Linked DNA regions of Homo sapiens: region 1 is linked to region 2. A link is a contact called in ENCODE Hi-C data. All regions are on one chromosome and are shown on one strand. Each heading gives the region's core, a stretch centred on a gene start or an enhancer-like site at or near the end of the contact. The rest is flanking DNA. Distances are from core to core; before and after follow the strand shown. Region 1 has its middle 85 kb from the start of MIR7706. Region 2 has its middle 200 kb from the start of PDE8A.

What was found. A loop is a pair of places that touch in the nucleus more often than their neighbours do. Pooled maps may share reads with other maps.
Region 1: a map of K562 shows a loop between it and region 2 (2.5-fold over the local background). The contact joins two enhancer-like sites. A Hi-C loop is called at or near these places in 6 of 168 maps with a recorded cell type or tissue (GM12878, HUES64, K562 and 3 more), 1 of 37 single-sample maps with no recorded cell type and 4 of 50 pooled maps.

The regions. Positions count from the first base shown.
Region 1 is chr15:85,292,280-85,299,438 of GRCh38, forward strand. No RefSeq gene overlaps it. Among named protein-coding and RNA genes, the nearest start is that of MIR7706, 85 kb to the right of the region's middle. Within about 2 kb of position 4,477, at least 3 of the 41 ENCODE cell types and tissues checked have a DNase peak (open chromatin) inside an H3K27ac peak, as active enhancers do.
Region 2 is chr15:85,175,751-85,182,721 of GRCh38, forward strand. It overlaps the pseudogene NIFKP8. Among named protein-coding and RNA genes, the nearest start is that of PDE8A, 200 kb to the left of the region's middle. Within about 2 kb of position 1,686, at least 6 of the 41 ENCODE cell types and tissues checked have a DNase peak (open chromatin) inside an H3K27ac peak, as active enhancers do.

The DNA.
Region 1 (7,159 bases), core at 3,227-5,726, 120 kb after region 2:
CACTGTGCCCAGAACCACAAGCATTTTTCTAACCCCTACTTACATCATGCCTGCAAACATCCCATTATCCAAAGCACATGATATGGCTGAACCCAAAGTAAAAAACAGGATATGTAAGTGGGCCGAACTGCAAAGCCACAAGGAAACGGGCCTGGAGATGGGCGTGGACGGGGTGAAGGCTTGAAATCAATGGGGGCAGGCAAGGTGGCTGGTGGTACAGGTGAACTAAATTCTCATCAACCAAAGCAGAAGCCAATAGATTGTCTCCTACAGGGTTGGTGGCATAGTGGTTCAAGTTTACTACTTAGAGAAGCTGATTACCACTCAGAGGACTGAAAATTGAAACAGACATGTTTCTTTCTGAAGTGTAGCACAAAGATAGGGAGGGGGAAGTTAACATTTACCAACCTTTTATTTGTTCTTTGAATTTTTTTTTTTTTTTTTTTGAGACGAAGTCCTGCTCTGTCACCCAGGCTGGAGTGTGCAGTGGCGCGATCTTGGCTCATTGCAACATCCACCTCCTGGGTTTAAGTGATTCTCCTGCCTCAGCCTCTGGAGTAGCTGGGATTACAGGCACACGCCACCATGCCCAGCTAATTTTTTTTATTTTAATTTTTAGTAGAGATGGGGTTTCACCGTGTTGGTCAAGCTGGTCTTGAACTCCTAACCTTGTGATCCTCCCTCCTCAGCCTCCCAGAGTGCTGGGATTACAGGCATGAGCCACTGCGCCTGGCCTGAATTTTTTTTTTTTTTTTTTTTTTTTTTGAGATAGAGTTTCACTCTTGTTGCCCAGGCTGGAGTGCAGTGATGCAATCTCAGCTCACTGCAACCTCTGCCTCCTGGGTTCAAGTGATTCCCCTGCCTCAGCCTCCCCAGTAGCTGGGATTACAAGCACCGGCTACTATGCCCAGCTATTTTTTGTATTTTTAGTAGAGACGGGGTTTCGCCATTTTGGTCGGGCTGGTCTTGAACTCCTGACCTCAAGTGATCCACCAGCCTCGGCCTCCCAAAATGCTGGGATTACAGGTGTGAGCCACTGCGTCCGGTCCTGAATTTTTTAACTGTATATAATTATTAAAGATGTTTTTCAAATTAATTAAAAATTTAAAAGTAGACACTGTCCACTGTGTACAATACAGCAGATCAAAGACTGAAAAGGCACAATCTTCTCCCTCAAGGAGTTCCCAGGATCCTGAGGAAGATGGGACTCTAAACAAAGAGCAGCAACACTGCGCTGGTAAATAAGAGAGCACAGTGCGACTGCAGTGAAAAGGAGAAGGGCACTCAGTCCCTAGATTGATCGGGGAAGATAACAGAGGCTGGGACATTCGAACTGAGTCTTACAGTACAGGAGCCTGAGAACAACTTCTTTCTCCTGCCCCAAATCTTTACAAATGGAGAACGACTTGTTTAAGCCTATAGCTACCCTAGAAAGGAAAAAGGAGTGCCCTTGGTGGGTGGGTATATTAGTCCATTTTTGCACTGCGATAAAGAAACACTTGAGACTGGGAAATTTATAAAGAAAAGAGGTTTAATTGGCTCATGGTTCTGCAGGCTGTATAGGAAGCACAGCGGCTTCTGCTTCTGGGGAGCCTTCAGGAAGCTTCCAATCATGGCGGAAGGTGAAGGGAGACAGAGGCACTTCAAATGGCCGGAGCAGGAGGGAGACAGCGGGGAGGTGCTACATACCTTTAAACAACCAGATCTCGTGAGAATTCTGTCACGAATACAGCACCAAAGGAATGGTGCTAAACCATTTATGAAGGATCCACTCCCGTGATCCAGTCACCTTCCACCAGGCCCCACCTCCAACACTGGGGATTACAATTTGATACAAGACTTTTGCAGGGGGATAAATCCAAACTACATCAGTGGGTAACTATGGTAAACAGCCCAAATGCAAGGGGTATTCAAGTGAAGAAGACACCCACAGCCTGAAATGTACTCAGAAAGCTGCTGCAGCACTTATGGGCATATACCCCAAAGAATGGAAAGCGGGAATTCAAAGAGATACTTGTACACCTATGTTCATGGCGGACTTACTCACAATAGCCCACAGGGTGGAAGCAAACTGAGTGTCCACCAACAGAAGAATGGATAAACCAAACGTGGTACATGCATACAATGGAATATTATGCAGCTTAAGAAAGAAATCCTGGCACAGGCTACCACATGGAAGAATCTTCGAAACATGATGCTAAGTGAAATAAGCCAGTCAGAAAAGGACAAATACTGTGTGATTTCACTTACATGAAGCACCTACAGTAGTTGAATTCATAAGACAGAAAGTAGAAGATGGTTTCCAGAGGCCTGGGGAGGGGAATGGGGAACAAGATCCCATTCATGTAAGGGAGATAAAACACTAAACAAGACTATGCTCCCATAGGAACACCCATATTTCCTAGAAGATCTGGAAGCATACTCCTGACTGAGGTTGTCTTTGGGGAAAAGCTTGAAACCTGTAGTAAAAGGAATGTTTAGCATTACCTGAGTGTCTGGATTTTTTAATACCAAGAATGTATTTGGGCATTCATACAAGAATAACTTCAGTTTAAATGAGAAAAGTTGGCTAGGTGCAGTGGCTCACACCTGTAATCGCTGTGCTTTGGGAGGGTGAGACAGGAGGATTCCTTGCAACATAGCAAGACTTTGTCTCCACAAAAATAAAAAATAATTAGCCAGATGTGGTGGCACATGCCTGTAGTCCCAGCTACTTGGGAGGTTGAGGCAGGAGGATTGCTTCAGCCCAGCTTTTCAAGGCTGCAGTGAGCTATGATCTCACTACTGCACTCCAGCCTGGGCGACAGAGTGAGACCCTGTCTCAAAAAAAAAAAAAAAAAAAAAAAAAAAACAGAGAGAGAGAGAGAGAAAAGGATGGCACAATAGTTTCTTAGTCTTAACCACACGCGTTAACAAAAATAGTAGGGTCTATTTTATTTGACAACACCCACCAAAAGTTCAAGTTCTATTAGTTTTCATATACTTAAAAAAAATGTTTCCCTCGGAAACATCACCTTGACATATCTTGGGGGAAACATAGAACGTGGAGAATTGTTTCTGTTGCTCTCCCCCACCCCACTCCATGCCAACATTCTGCATCTCTGTGCTGAACATCAGGGAGCCACCGGCCTTGTCAGCCTTCACATTAGGCCTGCCCTCTCCCTGCTGCAGATCAGCAGCCTGTCTCGGCCTGTTGGAACTCTCCCTTAGTGTGTTGGAGACGTTGAGACATTGTGACAAAAGTATGGAACCAGGAGTCAAGGAAGCTTCAGTCCTGGCTCGGGCTACTTATTTTTTGTTCAAAGTTAGCTTTTCATTTAAATGTCTGTGTTTCTGTTTCCTTGTTTAAAAAATGTTATAATATATGGCTATCGTAAAGTTGTTGCAAAAACTCAAAGGAGAATACAGACATTTAAGATAGTCTGCATGGGCCGGCATGACGGCTCACGCCTGAAATCTCAGCACTTTGGGAGGCTGAGGTGGGAGGATTTCTCGAACCCAGGAGGAGGCTAGGCTACACTGAGCCATGTTCATGCCACTGCACCCCAGCCTGGAGCCTGGGTGACAAGGCAAGACTTTATCTCAAAAAAAAAAAAAGACTTTTTTTTTTTTAAGTTCTGGGATACATGTGCAGAACCTGCATGTTTGTTACATAAGTATCCATGTGCGGCCGGGCGCGGTGGCTCACGCCTGTAATCCCAGCACTTTGGGAGGCCGAGGCGGGTGGATCACGAGGTCAGGAGATCGAGACCATCCTGGCTAACACGGTGAAACCTCGTCTCTACTAAAAATACAAAAAGAAATTAGCCGGGCGTGGTGGCGGGCACCTGTAGTCCCAGCTACTCGGAAGGCTGAGGCAGGAGAATGGCGTGAACCCGGGAGGCGGAGCTTGCAGTGAGCCGAGTTTGCGCCACTGCACTCCAGAGCCTGGGAGACAGAGCGAGACTCTGTATCAGAAAAAAAAAAAAAAAAAAAAAAAGTATCCTTGTGCTATGGTGGTTTGCTGCACCTATCAACCTGTCATCTTGGTTTTAATTCCCGTATACATTAGGTATTTGTCCTAATGCTCTCCCTCCTCTTGCCCCCTACCCCCCAACAGGCCCGTGTGTGATGTTTTCCTCCCTGTGTCCATGTGTTCTCATTGTTCAACTCCCGCTTATGAGTGAGAACACACAGTGTCTGGTTTTCTGTTCCTGTCTTAGTTTGCTGAGGATGATGGTTTCCAGCTTCATCCACGTCCCTGCAAAGGACATGAACTCATTCTTATAAAAAAGACATTTAGTCTTTGGGAAATAAATACTGAAGATTAGCTTCAAATGGACAGTGGTTTGGATGTGATTCTTGCATCTCTGACTAAATCGTAAACTTATCCAAGTCATTGTCCACTGTGGCTCCCACAAAGCTTTCAGGCCTGTCTTCCTTGGTGATCTTGCTTTGATGTGCTATGAAAGACTGTCCCAGCAGATGGCAGAAGAGAACTGAGTCAGGAAAAACCAGCCTGGGTATTTCAGTGTGCACTGTGCACTGGGTAAAGCTTCTGCACCTTAATGTCCCTGCCGCGGTAGCGCTACACGTCGACTTCACAATCGCTGCTGAACTTCCCTAATAAAGGTGGGTCAGCAAAGGCGTGAGGGTTACCACTCTATCCAAACACCATGTCACTGAGACTCACTTAGGAAGAACATTCATTTCCTGAGTACTTCCGTAGTACTGGAAACGGGGATGAATACAAAATAGTCCCTGTCCCCACAGAATTCATAGTCCAGCTGAGATCAAATAAGGACAGAACAATTTGCATTTTGCCGGGCTGTCCTCTAATGACAATAATTTCCTGAATGTTTTCAGGTTGCCTGTTTTAGCCATATGTTCTTCTCTGGCCGCTTCTCTCCAGCCCCAGCCTCAAGTCCAACTCATGATCTCTGGCCTAGGATACAGCAACAACCTCCTAAGGGAGCTGCCTCTGCTCTTATCCACCTCCAGTTTATTCTCACCGCATAGACAAGATAATGTTTTAAAAATGCAAATGCGATTACACTGTATACCACCTACTCAAAAGATCTAATGGCTTTGTATTGACCTCATAATAATACCCCTGCCCTTAATCTTACTTAAAAGGCTTTTTGTGATCCGATCCCTGTTTTTCTTCTCCTAACTTATCTCACCCTCTCCTCCTGCAATCAACTCAAGAGGCTGACTTTCAGTTTCCCAAATGATTTTTATCCCCTACCAGATTTGCCCAAATTGCTTTTCTCTCTACCTAGAATGCCTTAAAACTAAAACTCACTCCCTCCCATCTACCCATCCTCCTTAACTTGGCTAACTAGTATTTATTCTTCTGCTCTCAGGTTAGATATCCTTTCTTTTGGGAAACTATCCCTGACAGTATAAGGCTGGGCTGAATAATCCTCCTGAGTACTCCAGAGCACCCTCTGCTTCCATTCCCCTCGCATTTACCGTATTTCTTCGTAATGAGTTTGCGTATCTTCCCCTGTCTACTGTAAATTCCTGGCACATGAGGACTTCCTCTCGCACAACAATGTATCCCCATTTCTTGACACAGTTCTTGGTACAGAGCCGCACTCGATCAAAACTTATCAAGTAAATGAATAAATCAATCATAAAACACAATTGATACCATCCAAGAAGTCATAAAATTCTTGGGGCACAAGGTCTTAGGAGAGTAGATCTTTCTGTGTGTATCAGCCATATCCCTTTTTTTTTTTTTTTTTTTGAGATGGATTCTCTCTCTGTCACCCAGGCTGGACTGCAGTGGCACTATCTCGGCTCACTGCATCCTCCACCTCCCGGGTTCAAGCGATTCTCCTGCCTCAACCTCCTGAGTAGCTGGGACTACAGCCACCCCCCACCACACCCAGCTAATTTTTCAATTTTTAGTAGAGATGGGGTTTCGCCATGTTGGCCAGGTTGGTCTTGAACTCCTGACCTCATGATCTGCCCACCTTGGCCTTCCAATGTGCTGGGATTACAGGTGTGAGCCACCATGCCTGGCCAGCCATATCCCTTTTCATCAAGATGTTGTCAACCATACGCTCTCAAATCAAGTTGTGACCAGGTGCGGTGGCTCACGCCTGTAACCTCAGCACTTTGGAAGGCCAAGGCAGGAGGATTGCTTGGGCTCAGGAGTTCAAGACCAGCCTGGGCAGCATAGGGAGATCCCATCTCTACAAAAATCATTTAAAAATACTAGCTGGGCGTGATAGCATGCACCTGTGGTCCCAGCTACTCAGGCGGCTGAGGGGGGAGAATCATCTGACCCCAGGAGGTCAAGGCTACAGTGAGCCATGATTGCACCACTGCCCTCCAACCTGAATGACAGAGCAAGACCCTGTCTCAAAATAACCAAACAGAACAAAGACAAGTCGTTGTTGTTTTATGCAAACAGGCTTTGAACTTGGAGCAAGTCACCTAGTCAATCTTCTTATCCACAGCAAAGGAGTTCTGAAACAAACAAACAAACAAACAAAAGCAATTTTTACCTTTCACAGTGTTTCTTGTGTCATCCCAGATGGTTAAAATGAAAAGGCTTTAATGAAGGGACTATTCACAGAGTTTCTGGACTGGATAAGGTAACAAACAAGGTATGGTAGGACACCTAGAGACTAGCAATGGTGAGAAGCTATTACTACCCTCCCCGCTTCCAGGGCCTATTGAGACAAGGGAAGGAAACACTTATCAGAGCCCAGTGAGTAAGAGTTGTACCTAGGATGCAGCTACAGTTAGATATAGCATGCCAAAGCAGGAAGAGAGCTGGAAAGAGCTACCCTGACCTCTGCTGAATCCCACCCTCCCATCTTCCCACAGAGCCTCCCACTGGCTGAACCCCAAAAGCCAGCTAGGAAGAAAGCCTGGACAGTGCAGTCCACTGGATTCAGTGGAGCAGGGAAGAGCATGAAACTGGGAGGGACCCTAGGCCCACAAATAACCAGCATCACACATTACGCATTGTCTTCCTGCTATGACAGATGAGGACTCAGCTCCCTTACCTGCAACCCCCCACTCAATATAGTTCTGGCACTATTTTTAGTAGCTGTATTTTAATAAGCACCTCAGCCAGCACCTGTGAAAGCAGGACTGCATCCTCTCTATGTCCTTAGAAAAATGTAATTAAGAAATAGAAAATACAGAGATTTAATTATCA
Region 2 (6,971 bases), core at 436-2,935:
GCAAGGACACCGGAGGATCTAACACACTGCTGGAGTGGCTCCTTGAAATGTGGACGTAACAGTTGCTGCAGTGAATTAGGTGGAGATTATACAACTGCATTCCCAAAGCATCAAAGAAGCTGGAAAGTACAGGGAGGTAGGAATGTTGGGATGGTTCGTTATATGCCAGCAGATTCGGAATCCACCACTTGACCATGTGCCCTTGGAGGGCTCACAGGAACTCCCTTCTCTAGGCTAACAAGAAAGGCACTACGGAGAAAGGCACCTGAATCTTTCAGAGACTCAGTGGCACTATCCTTTGTAGGCCAAGATCGACAACAGGAGATGCTGCCATGAGACCAGGCTTTTGGTGTCAGTGGGAATGGTGGAAGGTGAGAACAGCAGATGCCAGGTGGTGGCACTTCACCATCAACAACAATGTGGATGTAATTAACTTAATTGGTAGGAAGGCCAGAGTGATAAGCAGGATCCCTTGACCTCCAGGGATCTGTTGTATTGGCTAAAAACTGCTGGCATTCCTGCATACCGCTGCACTCCAGCCTGGGCAACAGAGTGAGACCCTGTCTCAAAAACAAAACAAAACAAAAAAAGTGTTGTTAAAATGGCACCAATTGTATATGAAGTTCCTGAAATTCTGAGTTCCACTAATATTCTTTGTGTGATTTTTAAAAATCCATACTTAAAAGCAACACACCAATAGAGGCAAGCAAACCATGTTTTGCAAAAAACAACTATCAATGGTGATGGCACATGGATCTCCCCTTTCAGAACCCTGAGATTCTCAGTGCCGTTACCCTAATGTCTTTCTGCAGAGGAGGTAACTATCAGAATCACATGGAGAAGATCAGAGCCTGGAAGGAAACGAGATTTTTTAATTTCAACCTTCTTCATTTACACAGAGACAAAACTGAAATTCAGAGAGTTCTGGTTTCTCAAGGCACACCACTAGTCAATAAACACACAGAGCCAGAAGCTAGATCTAGCTCAGTGTTCTTTCAAAGCTTTAAAATTTCCTCTCTGCTAGTAAAGCTTACAGCCTGGCAAGAATATAATATATACACACAAATACAGTTATAATGGTGAAAACTTGGAAACAACTTAAATGTCCAACAATACAGGCATTAATTCTCTATAAAGTGAATATCAAGTAGCCATAGAAAAGACATTAAAGACCCAGAAGTGTTGCTAATTGAGCAAAAATACACCATTTCAGGTCAGATGCAGTGGCTCACACCTGTAATCCCAGCACTTGGAGGCTGAAGCGGGCAGATCACTTGAGTTCAGGAGTTTGAGACCAGCCTGGCCAACATACAAAACCACATAGTAAGGCACATGGATGTGCTTTGGTCAAGGAATAGGCCGAGGTGGATATCCAGGCCTGCATGACTCACGAGTTTGGCGTGCAAGCACACAGCTCCACTTGTAATATAACCTGTTTGTGTAAGTTCATTCCTGGCTTTATGCCACTATTGTCTGTAAAAGGTATAACTGCCCTGTTGATGCTGTCCATAAGAGACATGGCTCTTCGGGGCTTGGCTCAGTTTGGCTTAACATGGCTTGACATGACGAGCGCACTGGCACCCAGAGAGAACCAAAGCTGTCCATCTTGCAGGCAGATGGGAGGGAGCCAGGACACAGCTGGGCTTGCTCATGCCCAGAGAGAGAAGGAGTTAAGCCACTTACCCTGAAGGCAAGGGAGAGCTGGCTGCGTAGCTGTGTGTGGGGGCAGCTGGCTCAAGCAGCTGAGACAGGCGAACAGTGGAAGAGTAAGCTGCTAATAAGAGAGCTAGTGTAAGAAAGCTGTTAATGAGAGCTGCCGCTGAATAAAACTATCTTTCACCTGCCTATGGCCCCCTGATTGTTCTTTCTGCTCACCCACCCACTCCCCTCAGACTTCACCATGGGCTGGACCTGGACCCTGGGATCTGACACACATCTCTACTAAAAATACAAAAATTAGCCAGTATGGTGGCACATGTAATTCCAACTACTAGGATGGCTGAGGCACGATGATCACTTGAACCCAGGAGGCACAGGTTGCAGTGAGCCAAGGTCGCACCACTGCACTCTAGCCTGTGCAACAGAGTGTGACCCTGTCTCAAAAAAAAAAAAAGTGAAAGACCTTTTGTCCAGTATAAACTCTTTCAAAATATATACTCAAGCACAGAAAAGTCTAGAAATGTCTTCAATGGTAATTTCAGGAAAGAATTTTAAAGTGACTTTTTTTTGGTTATCTGCATTTTTTTTTCTTTTATTGTTTTGAGATAGGGTCTTGCTGTGCCACCCAGGCTGGAGTGCAGTGACGTGCAGCCTCGACCTCCCAGGCTTAATCGATCCTCCCACCTCCATCTCCTGAGTAGCTGGGACTATAGGTGCATGCCACCACACCTGGCTAATTTTTGTATTCTTGTATTTTTTGCAAAGATGGGGTTTTGCCATGTTGCCCAAGCTAGTCTCAAGCCATTTGCCCACCTCAGCCTCCCAGAGGGCTGGGATTACAAGTGTGAGCCATGTGTGCCAGGCCTACATTTCCTTTTCTATAATGACCATGACCATGCATTTCATGTACCAACATTTTTCTAACAATAATATTTACAAAGCATGCTATGAAAAATGTTCAGAGAAAAAGAATACAAAATTGTAAAAATCATATATAATTAGTTTTTTGTTTGTTTGTTTTTACGGCAAGAAAGAAAGTAGATTGTCCGGGAAGATGGTTTCTTCCACTTTGCATTTCTCTGGTGAACTCATTAGGAACTCTAAAAAGTTCCAGGAGTAGAATTACAGGGTCAAAGTACCCTGGCTATAACTTCTGATTCAGAGAATCCTAACAACTTACATTGTCACCAGCAAGGTCTTTGACTATATGAGCAACTCTCACCTTAAAGCATTTCTCATCTGACATTAGCTGCTCGGCTTTCTGCGGATACATTGACTCCAGGAGGCTTCTTGAGTTCTGTGTGTTCAGCTGGCCTCCGGTGGCCCCATTATTATTTTCTGCCAGGTAAAGTTCAGTCACCTACACACAGGTCTCATCACTCACGATATGCTGCAGCTAGAATCAAACAAAGGCAAACTGTCAGTGAACACAGAAAACATTTCTCCATTACACAGTCAACGTTCCTTTGACTGATCCAGTCACTCAACTCAAAAGAGGTTTTGGTTTTATTTGGCTGGCAATTTTAGAAAATTCATCGCACAAACAACTGTATCATTTTCTTGGAGAATAATCAAGCTAAGATTTTCTACCATATCAGTGGTTCATTGTAAAACTTTCATATCTATTTAAAATAAAAACCATAGAGAACTCAGGTTAATGTACTCTTTATTTAAAATTCTAAGGATCTTTAAATAATTTTCCATGGGTCATATTTTTATTGCATTTTAAAATCATTTACAATTTGCTTTCACACATATTCTCCCTCATTTGATCCTTACAACTTCCCTGGGAAGCAGGTTGGAGAGAGAGTTGGGACCTGTTAGGAGACAAATTTACACAATACATAAGAAAGCTCACTGAGAGCTGGGGTGAGGAGGGGAGCCTTGGAGAATCATGAAAGCAATATCTATGTCTTTATTCCCAGCCCAACTACAAAGCCTGAAACTCATTAGGTATTTAAGAAATAGCTGCTGAATTATTGCCTAGGGGTGCTGAGCTGAAGAAGCAGGGTTGGGACTAACAGTCAAGCTTCCTGACTCCTAGCCCAATACTTTTCCAAACACAGCACCAATTTTTCTGTATCTGATAGAAAGTACAGTGCTTAAGTTGTACATAATGTTAACTCACTTTCAATACAGGCCAATCATGATTGACTATCAGTAGCTTTTGTGACAATCTTAGGAAACTAATGACTAGAAAGTTGAACCTTTCTAGTTCAACCATTCCCATGTCATATGCTATTTCTATTTTGAAAAAAAAAATCCTTTCAAATGAAACTATCCATCAAAATGACAGAGAAGTGAAAAATAGATAAAAGAAGAAAGCAAAAAGTTAATTTCAATATCAATTTGTCTATTTTACTTTAAAATTATCATAACCACCTAGCCATTCTATTTTTAGGAAGCTACGTTCTTTTTGAAGTGTTAGGAACTATGATAATTATTTATTCTTAAGTTGAAGTCCTAAATGACCAGCATGTGTATTAGTAGATAACCGGACACAGAGCAAGGTCAGAAGGGTGACTGAGTGTGGCAGAAAGGACAGTATCTCCAGCAACTGCAGATGGATAACGACAATGAGTCTAGATAATGGATCTGATACAACCATTCAAATAATGCTTATGAGTACTTGATAACCTAGGGAAAAGCTTCAGATACAGTGTTGTAGAGAAAAAAAGGGCAAGGTGGAAAAAAATATGGAAAACATGACTTCAATCATGCATACAGATGCTTCAATCATGCATACAGATGCTTCAATCATGCATACAGATCCTTCCACTTTATACTTTCTTTTTTTTTTTTTTGAGACAGGGTCTCGCTTTATCACCCAGGCTGGAGGGCAGTGGCATCACAATCTTGGTTCACTGTAGCCTCGACTTCCTGGGCTCAAGCAAGCCTCCCACCTCAGCCTCCTAAGTAGCCAGGACTACAGGCATGTGCCACCACACCTAGCTAATTTTTTGTATTTTTAGTAGAGATGGGGTTTTGCCATGTTGCTCAGTCTGGTCTCAAACTCCTGAGCTCAAGTAATCTGCCTTCCTTGGCCTCCTAAAGTGCTGGGATTACAGGCGTGAGCCACCGCCTCTACTTTATACTTTCTTGTTGAAGTAGACTGTATTACTGATTCCCCACCCACATCCTCTCTTTGGATATCCGGACCCTCCTCGAGTCTCTGGAAAGGGCAGCACTACAAATCCAGGGACAACTAGGGAACTCCCACCCCCACTGCTAGGCAGATCAGATTCTCTATCCTGCTCATTGGAAATGACACAGAGAGTGTTCGATAGATTTTTTGCAGAGGAGCATCTGTATGGAAAGGTCCAGTAACACTGGGACCAGGGGTACTGCCAGGGCAAGCCAAAGCCTCAGCGGCTGGAGGAGCCTGGAGCACGTGCCGAACGTCCATCTGCAGAGCAAAGCACAAGCATGGAGCAGAAGTCCAGAGTGAAGGCATGCAGGAGAGGAAAATCACCTCCCAGCACAGTCCTTCCATGGTGTGGTCACATGCTGAGTTCTGTATTTAGATGTCTGTGAGATTGCCTATTGTATTCTTAATACAGATCCCACTTAAGCCAGTCAGAAAAGGCTAAGATAAATGTAATTTTACTTGGCTGGAGTGCAGTGGCGCAATCATGGCTCACTGTAGCTTCAACTTCCTAGGTTCAGGTGATCCTGCCACTTCAGCCTCCCAAGTAGCTGGGACTACAGCCATGATCCACCACGCCCAGCTAATTTTTTGTATTTTTCTCATAAAAACATTATATTTTTCAGAAGAAATCTTATATATAATATATTGAAAATCACTGAATGCTTTGTCTTTTTTTCTGTGAATGTGTAGGTGTTTGAGTCTCTTGTATTTCTTCTTTTACACAGGATATGGGCTTTTCAAAAACTATTTCATTATCTTCATCATCATCATTCATTTCAGCCACTTCAGATTTTTGTCTCTCCAAAAATGTTGATGTACAAACCGGTGTGGGGCCCTGGGTATCCACAGTCTTCTCAGGAGTGTCAGGAATGCCTAAAACCTTTTTCTTCTTCTTACGTAAAACGTGGCCTTTTGTAGACATCAGATGATTCGTTTTTGAAATACTTTCCATTTTCTGTAAAATCAAAGAAGGAAAATCATAATCAATTCCTTTATAAGCTAATTTCTTCCTGAGTAATCTTTCTTTCTTTTTAAATCGTCCCTCTATTCGCAGCTTTTGTGTAAGTGCCGATTCTGATTATGCTGTTTCACTGACAGATATGATGGCTGCTTAAATGGAATATCCCAGTCTTTAAAGAGTTCTTTTTGAATTTTTCAGGTGGCATAAAATGACACTCTGAGAGTCTTTCACCAAACAGGTAGTTGTTCATCGTTTCAGCAACTATCTTGGCAATATCCTCAGACTCACACTCCACACATGCATAGCCTTTGCTATTTCCAGTCCTTTTCTTTCTGGATAGTCTGAACCTTGTAACAGTGCCACACTGGGAGAAATAGGAAAGGATCTGGGTTTTGTTCAGTAGGTTAGGTAGGTGGCACACATAGACTACTCCAGGAGTAAGCTGTTCTTGTTTTTTTCACTGGGTTATGTGCTTGCGAACCTGTGCCACTTTCTTCTGAAACTTGGCATCTTCCTTCAGGTTCAGTGACTGGATTGGCCCAGCCAGGTTGGAAAAGGCCACCATGCCAAAAGCGGGGACACCAACTCCAGGCAGCGCTCCCGGAAATGCCCATTTTTTTGTATTTTTAATACAAGCAGGGTTTCACCATGTTGCCCAGGCTGGTCTAGAACTCCTGGACTCAAGCGATCTGCCTGCCCTGACTCCCAAAGCACTGGGATTATAGGTGTGAGCCACCGCACCCAGCCTTGACTTTGAAATACATGTTGTACATCCAGTCAGCAGTGAACTCTGGCGGAACACCAAAGATGAGGACAATAAGAGAAGAGATACGTCCAATTAAAGGAGTTAAGAAGAGATGCTTGAACTTATGTTTTAAAAAGTCACTGCAGGTTGGGCACGGTGGCCCACGCCTGTAGTCACAGCATTTTGGGAGGCTGAAGTGGGTGAATGACTTGAGCCTAGAAGTTTGAGACCACCCTGGGCAACACGGCAATTCCCCATCTGTACAAAAAATACAATAAGTTAGCCGGGCACAGTGGCGCCTGTGGTCCCAGCTACTCGCAAGGCTGAGGTGGGGGGTTGAGGCTGCAGTGAGCTGAGAGCCACCACTCCACTACAGCCTGGGAGACATAGTGACACCCTGTCTAAAAAAAAAATTCACTGTTTTGGGGTTTTCTGGATGAAACCTCTGTTTCCTTTAA